Linked DNA regions of Homo sapiens: region 2 is linked to region 1. A link is a loop called in an ENCODE intact Hi-C map of the cell type or tissue named here. Cell type or tissue: dorsolateral prefrontal cortex. All regions are shown on one strand. Links, peaks and the distances in the headings refer to the core of each region. The heading gives the core; the rest is flanking DNA.

What was found. Peaks named below come from ENCODE experiments on the same cell type or tissue, not always from the same donor. Only the 100,000 strongest peaks of a DNase experiment are listed, where the experiment ranks them.
Region 2: a loop joins it to region 1, with 4 times the contacts of the local background. A loop is called at or near these places in 11 of 110 quality-filtered maps.

Annotation. Positions count from the first base shown.
Region 1 is chr6:137,412,715-137,418,097 of GRCh38, reverse strand. LOC102723633 (a long non-coding RNA gene) reads right to left here and starts at 2,997. Exons shown (of 5, transcript XR_943053.1): 1 at 2,200-2,997. In dorsolateral prefrontal cortex, for the core only: CTCF peaks have their summits at 2,125 and 2,328 (motif pointing right); DNase peaks (open chromatin) are centred at 2,327, 2,641 and 2,897; H3K4me3 peaks cover 1,447 bases; H3K27ac peaks cover 1,000 bases; H3K27me3 peaks cover 2,050 bases.
Region 2 is chr6:137,639,262-137,644,644 of GRCh38, reverse strand. No RefSeq gene overlaps it. Among named protein-coding and RNA genes, the nearest start is that of LINC03004, 24 kb to the left of the region's middle. RefSeq lists an enhancer at 3,024-3,073. In dorsolateral prefrontal cortex, for the core only: a CTCF peak has its summit at 2,951 (motif pointing right); DNase peaks (open chromatin) are centred at 2,984 and 4,364; H3K4me3 peaks cover 644 bases; H3K27ac peaks cover 360 bases.

The sequences.
Region 1 (5,383 bases), core at 87-5,086:
GGGTGGAATGGGTATGTCCAGGATGAAGGGAAGAACAGATTTTAGGGCAAAGAGCAATTTGCCATGGATGATAAAACTCTGGTAGAATTATTCAGTAAACAAAGGAGTAGAATGAGATGATCCCATTTGAGTTTAAGAGATATTCCTTGAGTGTGAAAAGAAGCTAAAGTGAGACAGAATCACCACTTAAGAATCATTCAAATGTGAAATGTTGAAGGCCTGAACTAAGGTCTCCTTGGAGATAAAATAAAAGAGTTGAAATACGTGCCCTCTAAGACCTTTTTTCTCCTCTTCATATCAGACTTCTAAGTAGCTGCTCACTTCCATGGGTCACCAATTCTGGAAAGGTCTAGGCATGTTTCTAAAATGAGCCTACCCACACACATGGACTCAGTGGATGTTAGTAAAACACCAAATGCTGTCAGGAGCACGGACTGAGCTGTTTCTATCATACAACAGGGTAGAGAGCAACTCATTTCTGCTTATTACAATGCAATACATTATTAAATAGTGAGTCAGGGAGGGAAAAGCCGGAGTTCAGCCACTTACTAACTGTGTAGTTTTGGGGAGGATACTTGGGGCTCCCTCTGCCCTTCAGTTTCTTAGTATATAAACATGGAACTAATACTCTCTGAAAGTATTGTGAGAATTAATGAAATCATCTATGTGACAGGCAGGTGCTCAGCAAGGGACATTGGTGCTTGTCCCTTCCTGTCCAACATGTGCTTGTAAATTTACCTTTGTTCTTAAGAACATCTTCATGCCAATATCAGAGGGAAAGAGATTTTTTTTTTTTTTTAAACCTAGAGATGCTCTTCCTTGTCCTGGCCTTCCACCCTGATTCAGGCTGATTCCCCTCGGGGAGCCTAGTGACTGAAGATCCACAAGCTCCTTGCAGCTGGTAGAGGTAGCACATTAGAAATTCATTTTTTCCTGTCATAATAACAAAGTGCAGGGTGGCAGGCTGGGCACAGTTTCGTATGGGAAAACCCACAGAAGGGGACAGCTGAAGGGAGCTGTGCTTTTCTCCGGTATTTCTTGTCAGGGAGAACCATCCTCAAAAGGACAAAAAAAAAAAAAGTCCCTGTTGAATTTGGATGTCTCATTTCCAGGGGCAAAATAGTTCTGCGCTCACAGCCTCCTAGCCTGCTTTTGCTGAATCATCCAGGCTCTTGGGAGTACAATCACTTTACAGGCTTTCCCTTCAACCGTTATCATCCCTCCTCCTAGAACGTCAGTAGCTCAGGGAACTAGACAGGCTGCGTTCTTGATTTGCCTCTGGAAAAATTTCCCAAGAAATTAAATTCCTGGGTTTGTTTCTTAAGCCCTAGAAGTGGCAGTTTAATTGGGGGAAATTTTAAAAACATAAACTGGGTGGGTTTTTTTCTGAACAAATGAATAGATGAATGTAAGTTGGTGATGTATGGGCACTGGGTGTGAGCGTGCGAGTTGTGTCTGAGGCTTTGTCCAAATGTCTCCAGGTATGGTGAAATGCACTCAGGAAATTAAGCCTAGGCCTTCAAGAGGCAAGACGAAACCCAGCTGTGCACAAACAAACAACTGGCCTCTCAGTGGCTTCTTTGCCAGGAAGCAGTGTTTTGTTTAAAAGACATATGGCACGGTATATCAGAAAATAGATGTAAAGATATGTTAGGACCAGTATCTTAGCTAATGAGTAAAGCAGCACTAAAACATCTTCAAACTCAAAGGCAACTTGAAGAAGAAAAGTATTCCAGGCCCCTTAGGGGAACATTTCAGAGAGCAGAGCCGCCTTCTCCACTGGGCCCCAAGGCATGGTGCCCACGATAATTTTAAGGGCCCACAACAATCTGTTACACCTTATCTAAAAGAGGAAAAAAATGTTGACATATTTAAAATTATGTAATAATATGTTGTTATCGTTATGGTGGAAGGGGCCCACGAAGGCAAAAGTGCCCACAGTCCACCAAAGTAATAATGTGAAGAGAAGCCAAAGTTTAAAAACAGAAAGAATATACAAATGAAGAGAGAGAAAATTAGCAAACTTTAATTATTCAGTAGTCTGTCATCAATAATAAAATCTAATTACTTCTATGGAATACAGTATAGATTTCCCCCAATTGATAGACTATTATTTTCATCACTCCAAATATTGATATAAATCAAATCCGACCCTACTTTTCTTGCTGATGTAAGATGAACTGACACGAAATCACCTACCCGTTCAGGTGCTACCTGCTCTCCCTCAGCCTGACATTTTTTACTTCCCTCCAACGTGGGGATGAACTAATGCCTCTGGGTCAGTTTCTGGCATTTATTGTCAACCGGCAGGGGTTGCTAGAGAACAATCCCGGCCTCTCGTCTGTACCGACAGCCCTCAGAGAAAACCAAAGCTTTGGTTGGTAGTTTGGGCTTCTCAGCACCAAAGTAGGCAAAAAGTCTAATTTGCTGTAGAGAAACGGGGCACTTTGAGCTTAGAGATGGAGAAGCAAACACGTTGTAAGTGACGTTTCTTGTTGAAGAAGGTTCTGAGTCTTTGTGACTTGGATGTGAGATCTTCTGTCGGCCGATAGCCGACAGTGAGGAGCGTGAAGTCTCAGTGAGGGGAAGTCTCAGTGAGCAGCGTGAGGAATTCGGCTGATCCTCACTCTCAAGCGAACCTGCAGCCCTTTCCTTGGTGAGTGCTGGCTCACTCAGGCTGCTCTCACGGCGGCGAGGTTCGTGTTTCCTGTGCGCTTGCTTTTGAGTTGGGCAAGATTTAAATCTGAACTCCAGTCTGGCATAGAAAAGAACTCCCTGATATAACTCCAGTAACAACAAACAAACTGAAACTTCAGACGAGTTGCGAGTTTTCTTGTTGAGGATTTAGTAAAATGCTGCCAGGGCTGCTGCCTGGTAACAATGTTAGTAAACTAGTAAATCGCCCGCCCCGGCAAGGATGGCCACTCTCAGCTAAAGGGCCAGTTTCAGAAATTCAGTCTTGAAGTGGCGTTTGCTGTCTTGCTACTGCCTATTGTGTTAAAGAAAGGGTTTTTTTTTTTTTGGGTGAGTTTTTTTTTTTTTTTTTTGGCCTGATTGTAAGTGTTTTGAATGTAAAAGACACCCAAATTCATTAAATGTGTGAAATGATGGGAAAAAAGTGTGAAATTGTAACAGTCGGTTTGTAGTTGATTAATAGAAATCTCTTCTAACAATCCCCAGAACCTTCCGGGGGTCATTGGAACAGAGCAGCTGTAGAGACAGCAGGAGCGGTTTTGACACTGCCCAGTGAGGGCCATGCAGCGTTCCCAACAAGTGGGCAGAGTCCCATGCACTCTGCTCTCTCCTGGCCTCTCCCAGACGATTGGCTGCAAGGTCAAATGAACATGCAGATTAACCAGCAAGGTGCTGCTCTGCTTTTGGTCTTGAACAGGTTTGTCTTTAAGAGACATTATGGTTTCAAATGGATGAATCGCTTGGAGTTAAAAAGACCACTTTGGCCACGGTTAACTGCTTGCTCCTGGCCAGTCTGATTTCTTAGCTTGACCATCTGTGCCACAAGCAGAATAATTTGCATAATTTGGTGTGTGGCAGCAACTTTGGGGTGTTCTGGAAAGGGCTACTGAATGAGCACAAGACTTGGCAATTGGTTGGCATCTCCAGCTCCCCGTTTGCCACACCTCTTCGGATATAGACAAGCCTTGACAAGGGCAAGTAAAAAATGGCCCTTGAGGGAGCACATTTTTCCATATTTTTTGGCCTCTGCCCACCCCAAACCTGTAGTGTCTTTTCTTTCTGAAACTCTGCTGCAGGCTCCCGTCCTGAAGTTAAAGGATTTTGCCTTCGAAGAGGTACAAAGGAAACATCAAAGTAAATGTCCTCGCAGTGACATAAGGATAGAATAATGGTGACCTAGCAGCTAGAGACTTGGCCAAATGCTGAAAGTAATTCACGCCACTCACTAACAATGGGGGATGTGTGACAATGATGTATACCAGGAGACAAGGACAACCACTTTGCAGGGCTTCGATGCCCCACAAACCCAATTGTAGGCAGATCAATACTGTCATAAGACAATTATCAAAGACCATCAGCACATCATATTTTCATACCATAAACAGCTCAAGGCGCCAGGGATGGCTTTCCTACAGAAAGCACATAGCATAAATTTGAAGGGTGTGAAATTGACATGATTAATAATTATAGTTATTAGCACATGTGCCAGCTGCTCGTGTATGGTTTAATCCCTTGATTTATGGTGCCATAAATGCCCATCTCTCCCTCTGATGCCGAATCAAGGGGGCACACAACTGTGGGCAGAATGAGTCTCTCATTGCCAGAAGTTTCATCACAAATAAAAGAAAAAAGTGGGCTGAAAATCACCCTGGATCAGGAGACACCTCGGTGAGAGGGGAGCTGCCTTTTGTTTGCCTGGCTGCTTTATCGGCTGCTGAAACCTGTCTGCTCAGTGTTCTCAAAGCCTTTGAAGTTTGGACTGCAGCTAACAAGGGGCTATAGTTTTCTAGCCCCCCTCACTCCTTGGAGCTGTTGCCAGGCTGCAAACAGTCAGTATACATATTACAGAAGAAACCACTAGGACCAACAATGGAAGAAGCAAAAACTAATATTTGGGGTGCCAAAAGTTAAAGTTTTTGTTGTCAGATGCAATTTGAGAGAGGTTTTCTCGGAGTTTAATAATAAGTGTTTTGTTTCATATGATTATAAACCGATCTGAACATGGACAGTATATCAAAATACATTTTAGAATCCGATTCCTTAGCAATCATCATCCTTAGGACAGGAGACAACTCAGTAAAGACCCAAGTCTAAACACATGAATTTCCCTCACCTTTTACCTCCGCAAGTATGAGTAGATAATATAATTTGCTGTTCATGACTATGTAATGTTAGATTACATGTTTAGAAGAAAAATAATAAAGGATGGTAACAAACATGAGATCTGTTTTAGTCATTTGGAGAATGGCTTTCTTTACTTTTTGAGACCTGTTTTAAAAAAAGAACAAAACAGGTAGAGGATGCAGAAAAGCTTTTTTCTTTTTTTTTCATTTTAGGGTCATCATTATTCAAGTATGTTTACAGACATTGGAAAGGTAAACAAATATATTAGAAGGGAAAGCTTTTATAGAAGGCAAAACTTAAAACATGCATTCCAAATATGGATATTATAGGACACATTAAACTTTGCTAAAAATGAATGAAAAAGTCCTTTGTAGATCACCCCAACAGGTACCAGAAAATCTTGAAGACTTTTCCTCTCCTGCCGTGTTCCTCTGGTTCTGTTTCCTTGCCTCCTTTTCTGAGCCAGCAAGCCCCAGCCAGCCTGGAAGCCTGGCTTCAGGGCATTAGTCCAGTGGAAGTGAGGTCTGAGCCAGGGAGCCTGCGACATTTTCCTAAATCCACCTTC
Region 2 (5,383 bases), core at 170-5,169, 230 kb before region 1:
TGCTTGGACGTAGAGAGTGGAAAGATAGCTAACAGGGACTGGGAAGTGTGAGTGGGGGGAGATGAAGAGAAATGGGTTTAAACAAACAAGCATACAGTAAGATGGAACAAATTCCACGTTCAGTAGCAGAGTAGGGTGACTATGCTTAACAAACATGTATTGTACTTAGGTAATGGACTCTCTGAATACCTTGAGTCAGTCACTACACATTATACACCTGTAACAAAATTTCTCATGTACCCTATACGTTTGTACAAATTTTTTTATGTCAATTCTTGGTCAAGAATATATTAGCACAATGAAAGAGAGAGAAGTAGAATAATTACTTAAAAGTCCAGTGTTGTTTAACTCCTCTACAGATTTCACTTTCCCTTTGACATTTTTTTTTCCCATGGAGCATAAAATAGACAAATGTTGATTAAACACATTCCCTTTTTTAATTTATTTTTTTCTCCCTGTCATTTACTTTATTTTTGGAGATAATATCTTTTCTCTCTCTTTTTTTTCTTCAATTTTTATTTTAAGTTCCTGGGTACATGTGCAGGATGTGCAGGTTTGTTACATAGGTAAACGTGTGCCATGGTGGTTTGTTGCACAGATCAACCCATCACCTAGGTATTAAGCCCAGCATCCATTAGCTATTCTTTCTGATGCTCTCCCTCCCTGCAAAGCCCTCTGACAGACCCTGGTGTTTGTTTTTCCCCGCCATGTGTCCATGTGTTCTCAGCATTCAGCTACCACTCATAAGTGAGAACATGCAGTGTTGGTTTGCTGAGGATAATGGCTTCCACCTCCATCCATGTCCCTGCAAAGGACATGATGTCATTCCTTTTTATGGCTGCATAGTATTCAGTGGTATATATGTACCACATTTTCTTTATCCAGTCTATCATTGATGGGCATTTGGGTTGATTCCAGGTCTTTACTATTGTGAATAGTGCTGCAATAAACCTACGCATGCATGTATCTTTATAATAGAATGATTTATATTCCTTTGGGTATATACCCAGTAATGGGATTGCTGGGTCAAATGATACTTCTGGTTCCAGGTCTGAGAAATCATCACACAGTCTTCCACAATGGTTGAACTAATTTACACTCCCACCAACAATGTAAAATGTTCCTTTTTCTCCACAACCTCACCGGCATCTGTTGTTTCTGTATATTTTTAATAATCACCATTCTGACTGGCGTGAGATGGTATCTCATTGTGGTGGTTTTGATTTGCATTTCTCTAATGATCAGTGATGTTGATCTTTTTTCATGTTTGTTGGCCGCATGAATGTCTTCTTTTGAGAAATGTCTGTTCATGGTCTTTGCTCACTTTTTAATGAGGTTGTAAATTTGTTTAAGTTCCTTGTAGACTCTGGATATTAGACCTTTGTCAGATGGATTGATTGCAAAAATTTTCTCCTCTTCTGTACGTTGTCTGTTCACTCTGATGATAGCTTCTGTTGCTGTGCTGAAGCTATTTAGTTTATTTAGATCTCATTTGTCAATTTTTGCTTTTGTTGCAATTGCTTTTGGCGTTTTCATCATGAAATCTTTGCCCCTGCCTATGTCCTGAATGGTATTGCCTAGATTTTCTTCTAGAATTTTATAGTTTTGGGTTTTGCATTTAAGTCTTTCATCCATCTTGAGTTAATTTTTGTATAATTTTGTTATTTTTGTATTAATGGAGGTTTTATTATTTTTATTTTGAAGATATAAGACCTATTTAAAGACTATATACTGTCATTAGATAGATTATTCCTATGCTTTAAAAACATAGAATTACAGGGCTTTCTGGATTTTTAATCCAATATTCTGCCCTTTGCTAATAATATACAAAAAAATTCCTCAGGAAAGTGTCATTTTCTATATTATTCTAAGAAGTTTTTGGGAAGGAAACAAAGAATATTTTCTAGATTCATATATCTTTAAAATTTTTTAATGTTTAAAAGTGAAGTCTTTTTAATACAATTGCACTTCACCTGGCATTATAACACCTAGTATCTTTTGTTAAGTTGTCTTTTTGTAAAATCTAGAAATAATCATCATAGTTCATATGAGTATGGCATCTTAGAGTTTTCCAAATGCCTTCACATAAAATATTTCATTTGATCTTTCTATCATTTCTAGTGAGGAAGATAGGGTAGGTATTTCTACAGCCACATCTGGATGAAGGAACTAAGGCTGAGGGTTGAAATGACTTGTCCTAGATCCTGATCACCTAATTAGTGAGTGGCAGAGCCTGGACATGACTGCACATCACTTGCTAACAAAACAAACCACCACCACCAAAAGCCTTAAGTAGAACTAGAAAGTAAGCAAAAACAAAAACATCTTACTAAAATATCAAATATCATGACCACCTTCTTTTTTTTTTTTTTTTTTTTTTTTGAGACGGAGTCTCGCATTGCTGCCCGGCTGGAGTGCAGTGGTGCAATCTCGGCTCACCGCAACCTCCGCCTCCTGGGTTCAAGAGATTCTCCTGCCTCAGCCTCCAGAGTAGCTGCGATTACAGGTGCCCACCACCATGCCCAGATAATTTTTTGTATTTTTAGTAGAGACGGGGTTTCACCATGTTGGCCAGGCTGGTCTCAAACTCCTGACCTCGTGATTCTCCTGCCTTGGCCTCCCAAAGTGCTGAGATTTCAGATGTGAGCCACCTTGCCCGGCCCAGGACCACATTTTATTCAAGATATTATAACAAGCTTTCCACCAAAAAATAAATAAATAAATAAAATGGAAAGACAATGTTAAGAATTTTGAATTTTATAGATATTTTCAAGTGCTTGGAATTACCAAAAGCATAGAGAGTAGAGCCAAATAGTTTTTAAAATTTGAAATGATTAGATTATTAATATTGGAAGGATTTTGTGTCCCATTTATTATCATTCTTTCTCTGCCTGCTGGAATGTGTTTTGTGCTGCAATCCGAGTGAAGTTTTAAGATCTACCCAGAGGCCAGGAGAGGGCAGTGTGAGCTCACAAAATAGAAGCCATACTTAACACACTGCTCGGCCCTGGCACTGCCTGGGTGTCATCTCATATTCCAATGTTCGCAACGATAGCAAAAAAAAAGTCAACACAATAAACTCCAAAGGAAGGAAGGAAGGAAAGAAGGGAGGAAAAATTATAAACCCTCACTATTGAATGAAGATAACATGAAAGAGTAGGAAGAAAATATTTTCAAATACTTGTTGGATATGGACTCTATGCTAAGTGCTACAATGAAAGAGACAAAATCCCTATGGTGAAGGAGAGACATGAAGAAACCAAACTCTGTTTTCAACTGGTCACATTCTTTGTGGCCTCGTTTGTTAATAAAATAAATACTTACTATCAGATGTCATACAAGGACTCATCTGGTCCCCAAATCCTGCAGGGCTTAGATGGCAGTGGCCTGGTGCAAAGGAAAATTTAAGCCCCCAGGTTGAAAGAGAATGGCAAACATGCCAGTGTTCATGCATACCCGATATAGTACATACCTATGAACAATACATTTCCATTGTTCGTTCTGTCAAGGGCTAGAAGAAAATATGCTCATGAATCTAGAGAAAAATTTTATTAAAAATGATCTTATTATTAACTGCAGTATTTTCTATTCCTATAATCCTACCATTCAACTTAGTTCATGTCCCCAGCATCTACTGAGGACCCTCTACGCTGAGCAGGGGAATATGGCAGAGCCTGTGGGAGGCACAGGAGCAGGGGAGGCAGTGGGATGAAATGTCCAAAGGTGGTGACAAAGTTGTATAAGTTATATAATAAAAGGAATACATAAAATGTCCAGCAAAAAAAGACATTGCTTCTGCCTTAGGGTGTTGGAGAATTGAGGAGTGATCGAGATGGACCTTATGGGATTTTGATGGCGGCAGAAGGTGGGATAGAGATTTGACAAGTATGAGGGGAATTTCAGGTAGAGGAAACACAGAGGTGGAGGTGTGGGGTATGTTTGGCGTGATAGTGAGAATCCATCTCCAATGCCCAGAGGACAAGGCATGGGATAGGGAGAGAATGGAGAAGGAGTGGCGTTCCGGTGGGGAAGGGACAAAGGGAATAGAGAGAAGAGGGATGTGGCACCTGGAGAGCCTTGAATGCCGCGTTAATGAATTTGGACTACACGTTCATGGGCTTACTGTTTATCCTCCAACAAGTCCCCAAAAGACTGGGAATGCATTCTGTAAACCAAGGGGAGATGGGATATTGCAGAGCAGATATGTCTAGGTTTTATGTGCATGCATATGTGTATGTGTTTTGTGTGTGACTATGCAGATCTGATCTCGTGGCTAGGTGGCTGCATCCACGAGCACGTAGCTCTCTGACAAAGATAATGAGAATGGCGATAGCTAATTAGAATATTAGTGTCATAGATACTGTGAGCAAGCAGACAAGAGGCAGCTTTGTTCCAAGAGAGCCCTTTATTAGGAGTTGGCGGCATTGGCGAGATTGCCATGCACAGCAGCACCAATGCAAGAAGACATTAATTTCGCTTCTGCTGTTTCACAGACACTAGGTGGAAATCAGTTTCTTCCAGTGAAATATGTATGTTCTGTTCTAACCTTCTGGTATTGTATTCGGTATCAATATTCATTTCAGAAATATTAGATTATTATGAATGATAAGACATTTTTCCCCTAAAAATAAACTTCCTTGTGTTATTCACATGATATATAGGCAGAATTATTTGGTTTGGGACTCAGATAAATGCTGTCGGGAAAACATGAGAAGATAAAAATTTTGCCCACGCTTTGGTGGCGCTAATGTATTTTAGCTGGAAAATCGTCTGGGAATTGAAATAGAATGTTGGAGGTATCCAAGGTTACATATAATATGAAAAAATGTATAAAAAGAAACTACATTTGTTCCTCTCCCATAGTTTTTGAATATGTTATTAGTCCAATGGATCTTGGTAATTTCAGTGACAGATACTTATAATGATTTAACCAAGCCTGAGAACCTATCTGCAGAAAAACATGCAGTCTATCATGTCACCTTCATTTTCAGAGGAATTTCTCAGCCTTGAAACTCAGTAGGCCTAGGTTCAGAACCCTTGCCTGAGACTTCTAGGAAATAATGAGCCACTGTATACCTCTAAGGTGTGTCCCCCTAAAATGTTCCTTTCCCGTGTTATACTTTCTCTTTCATTTCTACATTTAGGACAGTGGTCATTTTCTAACCAGATGATGACTTTAGAAACACAAATTGTGGTTTTATTTAACATTGCAGGCAAATCCTGTAGACCGTGATCCCATAAATACGTGTTCATTCTGACTAACCCAAGATAGTGTGGTTAGAGGAAACCTTTGAAAACCTTGTTTCTTAATATAAGCAAAAATGGGAGTCTTTTAGTAATGAAAATTTGCAGTCAAATTCCATTTTTGTCTTTTATCTTCTGG